Regions from separate parts of the Mus musculus genome. Here region 1 is linked to region 2. Evidence: chromatin contacts called from ENCODE Hi-C or POLR2A ChIA-PET data. All regions are on one chromosome and are shown on one strand. Each heading gives the region's core, a stretch centred on a gene start or an enhancer-like site at or near the end of the contact. The rest is flanking DNA. Distances are from core to core; before and after follow the strand shown. Region 1 holds the start of 4930405A21Rik (RIKEN cDNA 4930405A21 gene). Region 2 holds the start of Aar2 (AAR2 splicing factor homolog).

Evidence for each region. A loop is a pair of places that touch in the nucleus more often than their neighbours do. ChIA-PET counts read pairs that join two places held with the same protein, here RNA polymerase II (POLR2A).
Region 1: a map of gastrocnemius shows a loop between it and region 2 (2.9-fold over the local background). The contact joins the promoter of 4930405A21Rik here to the promoter of Aar2 in region 2. A Hi-C loop is called at or near these places in 24 of 37 maps with a recorded cell type or tissue (CH12.LX, CH12F3, ES-E14 and 12 more). POLR2A ChIA-PET finds 5 or more read pairs at or near these places in 2 of 5 experiments (Patski and embryonic stem cell).

The regions. Positions count from the first base shown.
Region 1 is chr2:156,717,326-156,722,890 of GRCm38, forward strand. It overlaps 4930405A21Rik (RIKEN cDNA 4930405A21 gene), which reads right to left and starts at 3,584. Exons shown (of 4, transcript NR_040505.1): 1 at 3,381-3,584. All of the region lies in intron 7 of Dlgap4 (DLG associated protein 4), which reads left to right.
Region 2 is chr2:156,544,762-156,549,968 of GRCm38, forward strand. It overlaps Aar2 (AAR2 splicing factor homolog), which reads left to right and starts at 2,815. Exons shown (of 4, transcript NM_026661.4): 1 at 2,815-3,122.

The DNA of each region.
Region 1 (5,565 bases), core at 2,334-4,833, 170 kb after region 2:
TGTGCTCACAGACCAGATGCAGGCAGGTGTGAAGATGGGGGTGCAGGGGAGCTCCTAAGGCAGTGGGCACCTAGCAGAACCAACTGCTCTGACACGGCGGGGGCGGGGCATGTAGCTGCCCACCCACTACTCGAAGCTTCCCAGCTCCGTTGTGAGCACTGCCTTCCTCCCTCCTCCTTTCTGACCCAGTTTCCACATTCCAGAAATAGCTCTGGCAGGTGACTGGCAGGCGGGTCAGCGGTGGCTCAGCTGCCACTTGTACACGCCCCTCCCCAGCCAGAGGACACCTGGGAGGGGGCACGAGGGCCGGGATATGACCCTTTGGTCTGCCTCTCATCCTGCCTCTCCTTTCTTTATGCTCCTGAGAGGAAGCAAAAACAGTGACAAGGCTCCCTGCCGTCTCTTCCCTCAGCTCCCCCACTCCAATCATCGCCTTCTGTTTCTCCCAAAGCCCTCTGTCTCTCTTCCTTTCCCCAGTTTTGGGCTTTCCCCTCCTCCCTTCTGTGTCTCTCCCACTCCCTCTGAATCACACCACACAGATTCAGAAGCTGAGATATCACACAGGGACCTCAGCAAGTGGCGTGGGGGTGGGGGGAACTACTGTGTGGCACCCTGGTCCTACCAATTACATTCTCTATATCTTCAATTGTGATATGGTCACACAAGAGCTTGTGTGTGCGCGTGTACACACACACACACACACACACACAGATACATACACTTAGGGTCATTCTCCACCCATATTGGAAGCTCCAGGCTGAGTTGGACAAGTTCCAGTCCAGAAAACATTCCAGCTCCTGCTCAGAGGCCCAGGGTACTTTCTTCAGTGCTGTTGTGGCACTGAAGAGGTACGTGTCCCTCCCTGGGCCTCATATTGGTTATCTAGATCTTGGTTGTGACCAATGGTCTTTATCTGTGACCATCCAAGTCACAGGCTGCTTTCCCCCTCTTTTTGTCCTTTTTCTCATCCCTTAGAACTCATCTGGTTTCTTTCATTCCTTTCCCTGCACGCACACACACAGGAAGGGAGTCTGACAAAATCCCTTGTTCTGGTCTCCCAAACCTGGTCCACCCTAATCTCTGGTTATCACACTGCAGATTCCTGTCAGCTCAGCCCATCCAATCCCCAGAGTGTCGGGGCAAACATCCTGTAATTTGAGTGTCATTTCTTACCCCTGAAGCTAAGGTTTGAGATTTAATCTAAGTTAAAGTAGAGTAAGTGCATCACTGCCAATTAGTGATGTCTGCTATGGCCAGAATTACACATACCTGCCATTCCTGACTTAACCTAGTCACACACACACACACACACACACACACACACACACACACACACAATCACAGCAGCGGGTGGGATGGTTCACAAAGCCACTACAGCCTAGAGGAAGTGTCACAGTCAAGGTTATTCAGAAAATAGGTCAAGGAGATGTTTCTCAGAGCCTTGGGTTCTTCATTGTCCTGTGGGGTTAGGAAGGAAGCCACACAAGGACTTGACAAAGAACAGAGAATCATCTGGCAGTGGGAACAAGATGATTAGAGGCTGTCATACTGGTCAGGCAGGGGACACTGGTCCTCTCCGGGCCATAGGGTCAGAGGGAGTAGGATTCAGGAGGCCTTTCTTGGACAACTGCCAGCATTTCCTACTGCTGAAACAGGCACCTCTGCTCAGAGCACTGGGCACAAGGCAGGCTTCCTCCTTACATTCCGCCATGTCCCCGTCCCAGATTGTCCTAGTGAGGGTTTCTGTTGCTGTGACGACAACACCATGACCAAAAAGCAAGTGTGGGAGGAAAGGGTTTATTTGGCTTCCAGATCACAGACCATCATTGGAGGAAGTCAGGACAGGAACTCGAGCAGGGCTGGAACCCGGAGGCAGGAGCTGGTGCAGAGGCCATGGACCTTGCTGCTTACTGGCTGGCTTCCCCTGGTTTGCTCAGCCTGCTTTCTTATAGAACCCAGGACCACCATGAACTGGGCCCTCCCCGACTGATCACTAATTGGGGAAATGCCTTATAGCTGGATCTCATGGAGGCATTTCCTCACCTGAGGCTCCTTCCTCTCTGATGACTCTAGCTTGTGTCAAGTTGACACACAAAAGCAGGAATGCACAGCTTTTCACTGTTCAAATTTTCTTTTCTTTCTTTCCTTCTTTCTTTCTTTCTTTTTTTTTTTTTTTTTTTGGTTTTTCGAGACAGGGTTTCTCTGTATAGTCCTGGCTGTCCTGGCACTCACTCTGTAGACCAGGCTGGCCTCGAACTCAGAAATCCGCCTACCTCTGCCTCCCAAGTGCTGGGATTAAAGGCGTGCACCACCACGCCCGGCTTCAAGTTTTCAAGGGATTTACCAAAATGGTGACCCAAAGGGGAAACCAGCTGCCAGTCTATCTGGAAAGGACCCTTTACCCTCTCCTAGAAGCCCAGGCTCATGCAGGAGGGTCTGAGGCCTATGTGCCAGTGTTACACCTCAGGCCTGGGTCAGCCAACTGCTCCTCTATGCTAGCCTGACTTGGGCAAGGACTCAGTCAGTCACAAAATCGTCCCCATACACACCTTACAGGACCTGAGGCGGGGGGCTGGGAGGGGGGTGACCAACAGAGAAGGGTGCTGACATTCCTCTAGGACCAAGGTCTCAGACTTGGTGAAGTCCAAATTGAAGCTGCCAGTGAGTTAGTTCTTCTGTTCAAGAGAGTGAGCTGGATCAAAGGGTCAAAGACTTGCTGGTGAAAATTCTGTCTCTGCCTGGTTTCTCTCCAGGGGATACTCAGCACTGGGGAATCCCAAAGAGAAAGGGGGACTTGCCCAAGGTTATGCAAGAAGTGTTACTGAATCGAAAGGACACAGCAACACATGAGGTGTCATAGCCATTCAAGAATTTACTTTGTATTTTCACCTAAAGCAAATGAAACTGAATAGCATGGTGTAGCCAACTCCTGCTTTTAGAGTGCTTAGCACAGTGCTGGCATCAAGTAAGTTTGTTGCTTTTGCCATTATTGTGTCTTAATGCAAAAGGTAGACTGGAAACAGTGTTACCTTCTTCATTTCCCACAGTCCTCTGTCAGATCCCAGTACAGAAAGCAGGCAACCAGCGGGCTTGCCAGGCAGCAAAGATCTGTGCTTGGCAGAACCTTCTGTAAATGGACTGTCAGTCTGTGGGCGGGGAGGGGGCTCACTCGGTTGTCACATTTTACAGAGGCACAGAAAGGTTAAGCATCTAACCTAAGGTCACACAAGTGGGATACTGAACCCGTCCTTAGGACCCTTGGGAGCACAGCAAGGGATGAGGCAAAGAGGCAACTAGAAACTGCGCGGCTGAGTAGCTAGGACCCGCGTGCGGGACAGAAAGCCCACGGTGGGCTCTCTCCTCAGCCTCAGTTTCCCTACCTACAGCGAGGCGTCGCCACCAGGGTGAGCCCGCAGGGACGGACGGCCACTCCAACTCCCGTACAGACCACGCATTGCGTTCCAGCTGGAACCGGTTTGGCGGGGCGGTTCGAGAGGGCGGAGCCCCTCACTCGGGCATGCGCGAGTTGGCGCGGGCGCGCACTCCCTTTCAAGACCGGCCGGCCAGGGCGTGGGCCGCGCGGTACGCGTGCGCGCTTGCGCTGTGTCCCGCTTGCGCGCGCCCCCTGGCGGCCCCGGAATCCCGGGCGACGCGCGCGCGGCTGACGCGAGGGGCGGGGCCGGCGCGGGGCTTTAACCCGGAGGCCCCGCCTCTCGGGCGTACAAAACCGGAGCCTCGGGCCGGGCCGCGTGAGGGAGGAGGGTGAGTGCCCGCCGCTGGCCGCAGCTGCCGCCAGTCCATCCGTCACTCCGTCCGTCTGTCCGACCCACGTCGTCGCCGCCGCCGCCGCCGCCTCCTCAGCCCGGACGCCCGGGGCCCGCCCAGCGCCACCCGGAGCAGCCGCGGCCCCGCGAGGAGACGGGCGCCGCCTCCGCCCGGCCCTGCCCTGCCCCGTCTTCCCGTCTGTCCGTCTGTCCGTCCGCCCGCTCGCCCGCGCTTCCGTCCTTCTGTCGGGCCACTGGCCCTCGGGCCCGTGTCTCCGCTGAGCCCGCTTTGTCTCTCCCTAGCTCGCTGTCTCTTTGTCTCTGCTCTCGCGCTCTCGGCCCCTCCCTCGCTCCAGGATCTCGGGTCCCCTCTCCCAGCGCTCCTCTCCTCTCTTACAGCCACGGGTTCTGGCACCCCCATTCTTCTGGACTCCCTAGATCTTTTGGGGCCTCTCCTTCAGAACACACTCCACTCCCCCAGGCCTTTCCTGAGCTTACCACACATCTTGAGGGTCCTTCTTGATGCATGTGCCCCTGATTTCCTGGGGGTTATCTCCACCTAGTCCGCATTTCCCGGAGGGTTTCCCACTTCTCCGGAGCCTCCCATAGCTATCAGAACCTTTTACATCCCTTAGTGGTCTCCTTGAACCCCCAGTGTCTCCCCAGCTCCCTAACTTAAGAACCTCTGCCTTTCCTGGATTTGTCCGCTGTCGCTGTCACTGTCTCTCCTTGTTCTCCGAGCGTCCCACTTCTCTGGACCCGGTCCCCCCCACCCCCCTTGCTCTCCCTGCTTCTTTCACGCGTCTGTGTCGGTGGTCTCATTGCTGTCTCTAACGCCTGCCTCAGCCTTCTCTGCCCGGGGCTCTTGCTCCTTTGCTTCTCTGCCCGATCCCCTGTCGCCCCTTTTCTCTGCTCCTTGTCACTCCCTCTCCCTTTTCTGTCTCTGCCGGGTCTCTGGGTCTCTGACCCCCATCCGGCCCTCATGGCTTTGTGTCTGGAGCTCTTGAAGCAATGTGAGTGGTGGGGTGTCCGGGTCGGGCCGGGCGGAGTCATCCCGCAGGCTGGCCGCGGCAGAGGCTCCATGGGGTTGGCGCTGGGGCAGGGGCTGGCGCTGGGGTAATGAGGCTGTGGGGCCTCTGGACCAGGGGAACAAGGATGGTGGGGCCAGGCTGTCTGGCGAGGGGGTTGGGGGGAAAGGGCCTTCCTGCCCTGAGGCTTCTGCTTGAGTTGCTTAAGTGTGTGGAGTGCGCCCTGGGCTGGGTATCCCTGCTGGTTTGGCCCTGCATGGCCTGGCACTTTGTGATCGCTTGTGGGCAGGCCTGGGCTATTTTGGAGCCGACAGCAGGATGTGATATCACTTGGGCGTTTATTTAGACCCAGCTGGGGGTGGGGGCTGCGTTCTTGCCAACTTGAGTAATGAAATTTTGCAGGGGGTGTGGCTTCTTAGACAGCTGGGCTATATGGTTGTGGTCAGAACTTTTCAAGCTACCCTGAGTGGGCAGGTGAACAGAGGTCTGTAAAACTTGGTCTTACTGAGACCAGGATGAATCGGAGAGGAATCGCCCTTACAATGATACTCTTGATTATTGTATCTGGCTGTCTTAGACTCTGAAATCTTGATTAGACCAGCTCTAAAAAGTTTGACTTTGCCTGTGACCCTTGCACTTAAGTCTCAGGTGTTCCATCTGTAAAAGGGATGGTGAATGGGGGTAGTGGTACCAAGGGGTGTCATGAAGATCAAGTGAGGCATATGCTTTGTAAACTGTCAACCTGCCTTTTGAGAGTCCCAGAGAGAAAGCTT
Region 2 (5,207 bases), core at 1,565-4,064:
ACAAAATAAAACAAAAACAAAAAAAAGCTTACATTCTGAACATTTTCCTGTCATTTTAGATGCTATTAACTGCTTTCCTCTGTAAAGCCAGCTCATTAAATGATACAAAGGCTACACACTGGAAGAACCCAGTCTTCTCCAGAGTCCTATTTGTTGTGTAAGGCAATTGCTGCAGGGAGCTTTGAGAATGGTTTCCAGAATTTTCCTCCTAAGTTCCATTTAATGATCAGTTGCTTTTAGGCTCCTGGACTAGCACTTGGTTTACAGACATTGGCACTGCACCTCCTGGACCTGGAGAATAACCGGGGTAGTTCATCCGACTCAATGCTTCCTCAGCTCAAGTTGGAAAGGGTATAAGGTAGCAGTTTCTAGAAAGACTTTGCATTATGGTTGACCAGTGTTCTAGAGATTGGATCCTATGTTTGCAGCTAGACTTCTTCCAATCCACAGAACAGCTGTCTGCCATCAAGAATTACCTACCTCACATACCATGGGTACCAAAGTTGAGAAATGGTGCTTTGGATGAGTGTAGCTCACAAAGCTGGGTGTTCCAGGCCAGCATCTTTCTATCCTGCAACTTCCATGTCCAGTGTTAAATGCCCTGGGACTCTAAAAATATGGAGAAGCCATATGAAACCACCTGGAAGCTCGGAGCCCACACCACAGAGTTCAGCACCTAAGAAGGGAGTAGAGAGGGGAGGGGGAAGGAGTTGAGCCAGTTCCCAAGGGAAATGGAACTGATAGGGAAGGTTGAGATTGACTGCCTGACTCACCTCTGGCTAACCTGTGGCAGCCCACTGTGATTAACTATGATTGCCCTGTCTAGCCTAGTCTGCAGCCCCCTAAAACATGAATTGTGAAGTTGTGAGTGGGGCAGATTGATGTGGTCAGCTGTCGCTGGGGAACAATGACACACAAGAAGCAGCAGCACAGGGGCTAGAACTCCAGCTGCTTTTAGATCACATGGTTTGTTTGTTTGTTTGTTTGTTTGTTTGTTTGTTTGTTTGTACTCTTGGGGTTTGTGGTGCCTCTGTGAAGCTCAGTTTCCTCTTTTGTAAATTGAGAATCCTAATTGCCAAGTCTTTATCCCTATACTTGGTCATTCTTCTCCCAGAATTGTAGCACCAGTAAAAAGATGGAGGACATATCTATCAGCAAGGGATAGGAACAGAGATGGGAGATTAAACTCAGATCAAGCCCTTTACCAACCCGGGCTTATAGATATGCAGGTATGATGCAATCAATCAATAGCCAGTAAAGGGGGCAGAGGGACTCCCGTCCTTTCTGGGAATAGCAAGGCTTTTCCAGGAATTTGGGCATGCTTTTATGGTTTCTCTCCATTGACAACCATCAGTGCTGTAGGAAGGCCACTTAAGAGGCAGGTGGGCAATAGTGAAGTTGGAGGTTATTTGTCTTCTGCTCTGTCAGCCATTGTAGCTACAGCCAGTCTTGGTAAAGTCACCCGAAGAAGAGACTGAAGGCCTTTGAGAATCCTGCCTTTATAGATAAACAAGCTTACAATCAGGTCGGGAAAGTTGGCAGTACAAGATTAGAGGAGGGTCACATCTTGGCTATGGTTAGTGAGGAGATTAGAAGTAGTATCTATGTATCTCCCAGTAGCTCTGGCTCATGGTGGAGTTCTGATGTACAGAACCACTGAGCACAAGGTTAGTGTACTGGCTCTTCCTGGTTGTCAACTTGACTATATCCGGAATGAACTACAATCCAGAATTGGTAGGCTCACAGTGACCCTAATCTGGAGGCTGGGAGATGCAAGTGTCTGACCTGGATAATGGCATGGAAATCTTGAGGCATAGTGGTTATGAATCCGAGAAGATTAAGACAGGGGAGATCTCTGAGTTTAAAGTCATGTGGGACAAAGCAAGTTCCAGATCCAGGTGTGATGGCACACACCTTTAATCTGGGCACACACTTTCTGCTGGAGACCTACATAAGGACATTGGAAGAAGGAAGATTCTCTCTCTCTCTTGTTCACCTGCTTGCCTTGTGGGACTGAGCAACTGCTAGATCCTTGGATTTCCATTCACAGCTGCTGCTCACCATTGTTGGAGAGCTGGACTACAGACTGTAAGTCATCAACAAATTCCCTTACTATATAGAGACTACCCATAAGTTTTGTGACTCTAGAGAACCCTGACTAATACAGCAAGGCCTATGGATAGTCATTTACTATACACATCATTTGATTTGTTATTAAATACACAGTACATTTATGAGGGCTATGTGCTAGGTTCTAAGGAAATAGAGAAGAAAAAGACAGTCAGGTTTCCTCACTCAGTGCACATTTATAGCTTGACTGCTGTATTCTGTAAGGCCTGGAAAACACTGGGTGGTCATTTCCAGAGGAACTGCTGTGTTTGCGTTTGAAGGGACTGGTTCTCCCTTCAGGCAACAGCCTTGGTTCTGAAACTAGGGATGAATGTGTCTGGAAGCCGGGACTTGGAGATAATAGGGAACTTTTGACATGGTGACCGGCATAGGAAATGTGGCTAAAGAGGACCAACCATGACTGAGCCAGTCTGTGGCTACTGTGTGCCAACACCTGAACCATGCTTTGGCCAGCCCGTGTCTGCTTGAGACCAAAAGGACTGTGGATGGTGAGTATGTTTCTGGACGGGGATATAAAGTGGATAGTTTAATTAAAGTCGTTATTTATAATTCGGGAAGTAAAACGAAACAGTAAGAAGAAAATGAAGTGCTTATCGTGAGGAACCTGGAAGCACGGGCCATTTCTTCTGAGACTCGGGGCTCCGCCGGACTACTTTTTCCGTAGCACCTATCCGGCACCAAAGCAGCCGAACTTCCGTCCCGTTTCCGCGGAACCGGAGCTTGAGGTGCTACGGTGAGTGTCGGCCCTCGGTGCGCCTTTCGGCCTCCGGTTTCCTTGTGTGTGGTCGGGCCACCTCGCTTCTTGTCTCAGAATCGCGCTGGCGGAGTCTGGCTTTGTGAGCTGGTGTCTGAGGAGGCCTTTCTTCCTGAGAACCCGTCCCTGAGGACACCGTGGTCAGGGTCTCTGGGGCTCCCGAAGGAACTTCCCCCCACACCCCTTTAACTGTAACCAGAGAACGAGACTCACTCGAGCTGGATCTGCGTGGCTTCCGGTAAGTCACCTACCCGGCTTCCTGGCTTTATTTAAAGTGCATATTATCGTAAGTTAAAAAAAAAAAATTAAGCTTCGTGTGTATGCTAGGCATCAGGGACTCGAGTCTTGTGGGCATGACAGTCTTCAACCAAGTACACAAAGTTACACACCTGTCCCTGGAACTGAACGGCAACAGGGTAGCCAGAGTGTCATCACCAACATTTGACTTAGTCCCGGGTCGAGGAGGCTTTACTAAGATTAAAAAAAGAAAAATAATTGTGTGACCAAGTGCTATGGGTAGAGTTTTCTCTGGTGTGAGGGTAAGAAAGAAGCCAGTGTGGTTAGAACAATCCTTCGGATTGGGGTGGTATTAAATTAGCTGAAGAGTTGCCCAGGGAAATTCATGCAGCGTTTTCGGGCCATTCCCTAAAGCCAGATAGAGAACGCATTGAGGACCAAGTACTCTCCACTCTTGGAAGGCGGTGAATACGCTGAGGAGTTGTCTCTGTATTGCAGGCTTGTGAAGAGTATTCGTTTGTGTTTCAGACTTTTTTTTTTTTTTACTGTGAACTACAGTCACAAGACTTTTATGCTGTGATCACATGTATATACAAGCACATGTCTTCTTGGAACCATTCCTATCCTTGTTACTTGTGGCATTCCAATAGCTTAAAAGTTCTCTTCTTGGTGCTGGAGAGATGACTTGGTGGTTAAGAGACTTGTCTGCTCTTCCAGGGGACCTGGACTCAGTTCCTAAGGGCGCCATGGTGCTAAACCCACCTCTAACTCCAGTGTCAGGGAATTCAGCATCCTCTTCTGGCTTCTGTGTAACTTTTCTCATTATTTCAGATAGCTTTCTGTCTAAAAATGATTTCCTTCCTTCTTTCTTTCTTTCTTTCTTTCGTTTTGTTTTGTTTTGTTTTTTCGAGACAGGGTTTCCCTGTGTAGCCCTGACTGTCCTGGAACTCACTTTGTAGACCAGGCTGGGCCTCGAACTCAGAAATCCTCCTGCCTCTGCCTCCCAAGTGCTGGGATTAAAGGCGTGCGCCACCACCGCCCGGCTAAAAATGATTTCTTAACTCAAGATACATCTTGCAGTTTGAAAAAGAGTGCTAATTTAGAGTCTTTTCTCCTGTTTTTTTAGGTAAAGACAATGAAGTGTGCTCCTAATATTTTTTTGTAAAAGGATTTTTTGTTTGTTTTAAATAAAAGAGTAAACATCAAGCAGCACTCGATTTTTCTGCTTGTGTATTTTGAGGCCACTTCTGTGTAAAATACAAATATCTGGTTTTCAGTAGTCTTATTCTGTGGATATTTCTTTTGGGGCCCAGTAAAGATCCTGGGTAGTGCCTGTAATCTGAGTGTTTTGTCAGTAGGATGAGTAAGTGACTTAGTACTCAGTTCAGTAAAAGTTGAAGTACTTGATTGGCTTGCATTGATTGGTTCTTGCTGAAAACATTCTTACAGATACTGCAGAGACGACAGTGTCTGCTACACAGTTGTTTTTAGCATCGAGTGCATGTGAGTGCATGATGGGGTGGTGGGTCATATGCTGGGGCAAACATGTGAAGGTTAGACAGCTTTGTGTGCTCTCTTTTCTCCTTCCACCCTTGAGTGGGCTCTGGCCATCGAAGTGAGGTTGTCAGGCTTACAAGGCAGGTGCCTCTACTCACTGAGCATTTGCCAGCACCCTCAACCCCTTTGCTTTTAATCAAAGTGTCTTTATAGGGAATTTAAATGTGGATAAGATAAAGAATCCAAGCCTCTCCTCAAGCACTCACTGTAGACCTGCCATGTCAGTCTCTGGCGGGATTGTGACTCTGGGGAAGTTGTTTGATCCCTGGACTTTCAGTGCTTTTGTTTTGTGATTGTTTGCTTGTTTTTAAGACAGTGTCTTGTGTATGTGTCCCAGGCTGGCCTCCGGTTCACTGTGTACTGAGAATGACTTTAGTGTCTGATCCTGTGCCTCTGTCTTTGTCTATCACAGAATTTTTTTTGTAATCGTTTTTGTGGTTCCAAGGATCCTTTGTGTATAATGGACAAGCACTGCACCTGATGAACCGCGTTCTCACCAGCCGCTTGGTTTCATTGTTGATTTCTGAGA